Linked DNA regions of Homo sapiens: region 2 is linked to region 1. The links are chromatin loops, found by intact Hi-C in ENCODE. Cell type or tissue: MCF 10A. All regions are shown on one strand. Each heading gives the region's core, and the rest is flanking DNA. Links, peaks and the distances in the headings are about the cores only.

The links. Hi-C counts contacts between places; a loop is a spot of excess contacts. Peaks named below come from ENCODE experiments on the same cell type or tissue, not always from the same donor. Only the 100,000 strongest peaks of a DNase experiment are listed, where the experiment ranks them.
Region 2: it touches region 1 in a loop (11-fold over the local background); 8 of 110 quality-filtered maps call a loop at or near these places.

What each region holds. Positions count from the first base shown.
Region 1 is chr5:128,904,359-128,907,288 of GRCh38, reverse strand. All of the region lies in intron 6 of LOC105379168 (a long non-coding RNA gene), which reads right to left. Among named protein-coding and RNA genes, the nearest start is that of SLC27A6, 60 kb to the left of the region's middle. In MCF 10A, for the core only: a CTCF peak has its summit at 1,572 (motif pointing left); a DNase peak (open chromatin) is centred at 1,578.
Region 2 is chr5:129,270,149-129,273,078 of GRCh38, reverse strand. All of the region lies in intron 3 of LOC102723654 (a long non-coding RNA gene), which reads right to left. Among named protein-coding and RNA genes, the nearest start is that of MIR4460, 130 kb to the left of the region's middle. In MCF 10A, for the core only: no CTCF peak of the experiment used is centred there; a DNase peak (open chromatin) is centred at 1,568.

The DNA of each region.
Region 1 (2,930 bases), core at 215-2,714:
TTATTTTGTCTAGTCTATGAACAGAAATATAAACCTGTTTTTTCTAATCATGTCATATCTCCACTATTTTTTTATTTAATAGACAATGATCTTCCTTGATCTTAAAAGCTGAAAAAAGTGGCATGATTTTCTCCTACTGTAAACTATTCCTCAAGCAGATGACACTCTTTCTTTGAGCTGCCAAGTTTGAGATCAGTAAGCAGTTATATCATAAGGTAGGAGACAGTATATGCATTAATTTCTTAAAATATTTTCCCACTTCATTTATGTAAGTTCTTCACCAGGAGAAATGTCAGTCACGAGTTTGTGCCTGTGAAATTTTTTTGTGTTGTACATTTGCTCTGTATTTGCCAGTATGTCTAATAAAAACCAATAAGATTCAAGGAGATAACTTACAGAACCTCAAGCAAGAATTATGATATTTGATTGAGAGAGAAAAGAGAGGCCTTGTGTACCTTGGGAAGTTTTCTTTATTAGAGGTTAGGAATGTTTGGAAAATCATGGCCGCTATTGAAGGGAAAGAACTAGCTTCATTCTCTGTGATCTCAAATCATTAAAAATTAAAGAAATAATTTTATTATTCATATTTGCTTAATTTACATAACCAGAGCTTCACATCTATGTCAGGATATGAGTAAAAGTGATATTATTATCCATATTGACTAAATAGAACCCAAATACCACGAAGTTTGAATGGCAGCATGAGGGTCCTTAGTAGTCGCGTAGAACAGGAATGAGAACTTCTACCTCTCCATCCTTAGGTTAGAGCTCTTTTATTTATGACACTTGTTCTGTTTAAATACACCTACCATCTTGCTACAATTATTTCAATTGTTCCAACCTTTATGGCAATACATACTTTCAACACATGTTTAGTGAATACCCACCAAGTGCAGGCACTATTCTGGAAGTTGGGGATACAACCATGAACAAGCCTGACAAAATCCTTTCTCTTGCAAAGCTTACATATTACTAGGGGAGAACAATAAACAAATAAATAAGTAAAGGTATGGTAGATTGGTTGACAATAATAAATTAGAATCAGGGAGGGAGAGGAATACTAGAGGTACAAATGGTGTTATGATGTCTTTTTTTTTTTTTTTACAGGGCAATCATGGAGGTCTTCATAGAAATGAATTGAGCAGATACCTATGAAACTTGAAAAAGCAATGTGAAATCTAGGGGAAGAACTTTATAGAGGGAACAGCAATTTGAGATTATTTCTCTTGTGAGTCTAAATCGAAAGAGAGGTCAAATAACATTTGTGAGGAAGGATATATCCTCTCATGGGCCTAAAAGTAAATAGGTTTTTTCCCCCCCCGACCAGGTAGCTTAATTTGTAAAAGAACAAATTTTGATCTGATATTATAGAGGGAAAAATACGTGTTGCTCTTGAACTTAAGAAGATGAACAACAACAAAATAAGCAATAATAATAAGCAACAACAAAAAAGCAATAATATAAACTACTTATATTCTAGAAGGTAGAAGGCTACCCTTTAAATCATCCAAAACCCAGAGACATTAAAACTATACACAAATGATTACTGTAAATAGGCACCCTTGCATGTGCTGCCATCTTGTGGTACAGGAGAAAAGTGTTATTATTTGACTGTATTAATGACTACTACCCACGTTCTTAGTTGACCACATCTGTGTCCTGGGAGAGAAAAGTATGCTTTATAACTGATCTTTAAGATTAAATACCTTTGAATTAAATTAACATTGTATAAAGCAACTTAAAAGTGTAAATTATGAAAATAAAGACTTTATCAGCTTGACTGTTTAAAAATTACTTCACAATACATAAATTTTTTTCACAATGCACAATACATAATTTTAAGCTTAATCTCAATATCGTGTAATACCCAACTCAACCTCTTTCTCTACTTAGGCAGATCTTGTCTTTCATTCTTGTTTAATTGCTTTCTATATGTTATACAAGATACACAATGATAGTTTTCACTCTTCCCCAGTCCACTTTTGTACTATTTAGCCCTACATGACTTGAATGGACTGGTTGCCTGGGTAATTATGAGCAGTGTACTTGGAAGAATAGGATTCCTGAGGGGAAGCTTCCCAAGAAAGCGAATTAATCTATCTTGGAAAGTAACTCCCTTGTCTCCTGGAGTGTTAAAGAACATCTCCTATGGTATGTCATTATGACACATTTGTCTTAAGAGAAAAAATGTTTGAGAGATTGCTTTATGGTAACACCTAGTCACAGATTTAACCTTTGCCTCCATCTGAAAGAAAAGTTGGCCAGCAAACCAAAAGTCTGGGAGAAGCCATCAAGAGGTCAAAATTGTGCAAGACTCCTTGTTTACTTGAACCATCTTACAGAGTCATTCCTTCAGATTCACATAATTTTCCCTTAGTTCAACATACAAAGCAAGACATTTAAGTTAAGTCTACTCATCTATATAGCGCTCTGTGTTCCTGCTCACACCTGACCCCAGATCCACCACTTTAAAATATTGTGTGTGTCACTGGGGCCTGTCGGGCAGTGGGGGGCTAGGGGAGGGATAGCATTAGGAGAAATACCTAATGTAGATGATGGGTTGATGGGCGCAGCAGACCACCATGGCACATGTATACCTATGTAACAAACCTGCACATTCTGCACATGTATCCCAGAACTTAAAGTATAACAAAAAAAATTTAAAAAAAAATATATGTGTGTATGTGGTGATGAGGTCTCTCTATGTTGTCCAGGAGATGAGGTCTCTCTGTGTTGACCAGGCTGGTCTTGAACTTCTGGCCTCAAGTGATCCTCCCACCTTGGTCTCCCAAAGTGCTGGGATTACAGGCATAAGCTACCACACACGGCCTCATCATTTTTATTTTGCAATGGATTGCTACATGGTGCATCTTACAGACCAATCTTATGTCATCTACTAGACAGTATTTTTATATTGTCAAAAGGTATTA
Region 2 (2,930 bases), core at 268-2,767, 370 kb before region 1:
CCCAAAGTGCTGGGATTACAGGCGTGAGCCACTGCGCCTGGCAATTTGTTGTTGTTTTAACAGGCAATCGGCCTGGTTAGGTCCAGGCTGTAAGTTCCTTCCTGTGCTCTGTGCTTCCAACATCAGTTCATTTACCAAAGCCTTGTAGTGCTGTTCAGGTCTGTCCTGCATGTGTGCCACATAATGTCCATTCTGGGACCTGCACAGTGACCTACCCAAGTAGTGCAGGTCTCAAAGCCTTTGGCATGCTGTTTTAGGTCAGATCCAAGCATTTGTAGGTTGGGAGTTAGCTCAGAAGTTCATACATAACTCTATAAAATCACTTTCTTGAGCTCCCTCCTTTCTCTTTGGCACTATCTAGCTCTCAAGGACATTTTTCCTAGTCCTATGACTAGAGAGACAGGGCTTCAGTTTCCTCTCTCTGCCAGATATTTTCTTTGACCAGTTTTGCCTCTGGGGCTGAGCAACATGAGGATATAGGGAAATAAAAGAGCAAAGGACGTTCTCTCCTATGTTCTTGAGAATATATTTTTCTGGCCCAAGAGGAATGTTCCCCTCCCTCTTTGTGTTAGTTTCCTGCATGGCTACTCCTATCATCTCAATACCATAGGATTTTCTAGGTTTGAGATGAGAGAGAATAAACCAAACCAAACAAAAACCAGAGGATTTAACCACCTCTCTCTGACCCTCAGGGGCTGGTTTTCTTGCTTCTCAGACCAGAAATAGAAGCTTTCTCCTGGAGATTTTTCCTTCTATACCCAGTGTGCAGTTTTCAACTTCAGGCTGCCTTTGAGTCCAGGTCAAGCAATATTAGAGTTAAAAACTAAAGGAAAAGCAAAGAAAAATGAAAACATAGAAACACCCCAATTTAATACTAAATCAAATTACAGCTTTTTTCCTAATCTATAAGCTACGGTTTATTTTTAATTAATAAACTTTATTTTTAGAGCAGATTTAGGTTCACAGCAAAACTGAGCAGAGAATTCCCATATATCTCCTGTTACCGCACTTGCACAACCTCCCTCACAATCAACATCCCAAACCACAGTGGCACATTTATTATAATTGATGAGCCTGTATTGACACAATCATTATTACTAAAATTCCATTGTTTACATTAGGGTTCATTCTTGGTAGTGTATATTCCATGGGTTTTGACAAATAACAACATATATGCACCGTTATAGTAGCATACTATATGGGTATATAATGGGGTATATAATCTCCACCCCAAGGGGAGACATTACTCTGATTTTTCCACCTCATGTTTTTCCCTGGTAATTGCTGTGACAGAATGTTGTTTTTGGAGTTGAGTAGGCAAGTGGTGTGCATGATATGAAAAACCAAAAAAAAAAAAAAAGAAAAGAAAAAAAAGCCACCAAACCCCACAAACTTTCTGACCCAAAGCACTCATCAGTTTTAGCCTGTCTATGCAGTGATCGAGGACTTTTCCTATAAGTGAGAAGATCCTACCTCAGTTTTCAGCTGGGTTTTAGATCTGCAAGAAGTGCTGCCCCAGTCAGCCTTGGGGAAATCAGTAGAGGATTAGTTAGACAGCAGAGCAACCACTGGAGGGCACTCCTGAAATCTAGAGGTTTCTTCCTCCCAAGAAAAGGGTTGCTCGAGTCCCTGCCTGAGGCTGTGGGTTTGTTTAACAAGGAGTAGTTTCCCTGCCCTAAAAATCCTGTATAGTCTGTCTGTTTATTCCTCCTTCAGCCCTAACCACTGGTGACCACTAATATATTTACTGTCTCCATAGTTTTGCCTTTTCTTTAATTTCATGTAGTTGGAATCATCCAGTATGTGGTTGTTTCTTATCAGCGTCTTTCACTTAGTAATATGTACATAAGTATCCTACATGTCATATTGTGCCTTTACAGCACATCTCTTTTTAGTGCTGAATAATATTCTATTGCCTCAGTGTACCACATCTGTTTTATCCACTTGCCTACTTAAGTACACCTCAGATGCTTCTAAGTTTTGGCAATTATGAAATAAAGCTATCATAAACATCCATTTGCAGGTTTTTGTGTGGATATGTTTTCAACTTTTTTGGATAAGAACCAAGGAGCATCATTGCTGGATTGTATGAAAAGAGTATGTTTAGTTTTGTAAGAAACTACCAAACTGTCTTGCAAAGTGGCTGTACCATTTTTGCATTCCCACTTTTACATCCTTACCAGTAGCTGATGCTGTAATTGTGTTGGGTGCTGTTAATGGCCATTTTAATATGTGTGTAGAAGTATCTCATTGCTCTTTTTAATGTGTAATTGTCTGGGGATGTATGATTTTGAGCATTTTTTTCATACGCTTATTTGTGTAAATCTATGTCATTTTTGGCAAGGTTTCTGTTCATGTCTTCTGTCCATTTTTTAATCAGTTTGTTTATTTTCTTACTGTTGAGTTTTAAGTATTCGTATATTTTGGGTAAGACTCCTTTATCAGATTTGTTATTTGCAAATATTTTCTCTTAGTCTTTGGCTTCTCATTTCATTCTCTTGACATTGTATTTGCAGAGCATAAGTTTTTAATTTTAATGAAGTCTAGCTTATTTAGCTTTTTCCTCTACTTTTATTTTAGCTTCAGAGTTTACATGCACAGGTTACCTGGGTGAATTGTGCATCACTGAGGATTGGTGTACAAATGATTCTATCACAGAGGTAGTGAGCATAGTACCTGATAAGTAGCCTTCCAGCCTGTAACGCTTCCCATCCTCTCCATCCTCACATGCATGTGGGGGCTGCAGAGTGATTTACATGTCAGATAGTTCCATATAAGCATTTGGATTTCAGGTTTTTCTTAGAACTGAGCCATCTGTAACTTCAGGCTCACATCGTCCCCTCCTGGGCACCTCACTGGGGGCAGAGTGGGGACTGTTCTCTCACTCCTGTCCAGCCCCATTGTACCCCTGGACAAATGGATACAATACT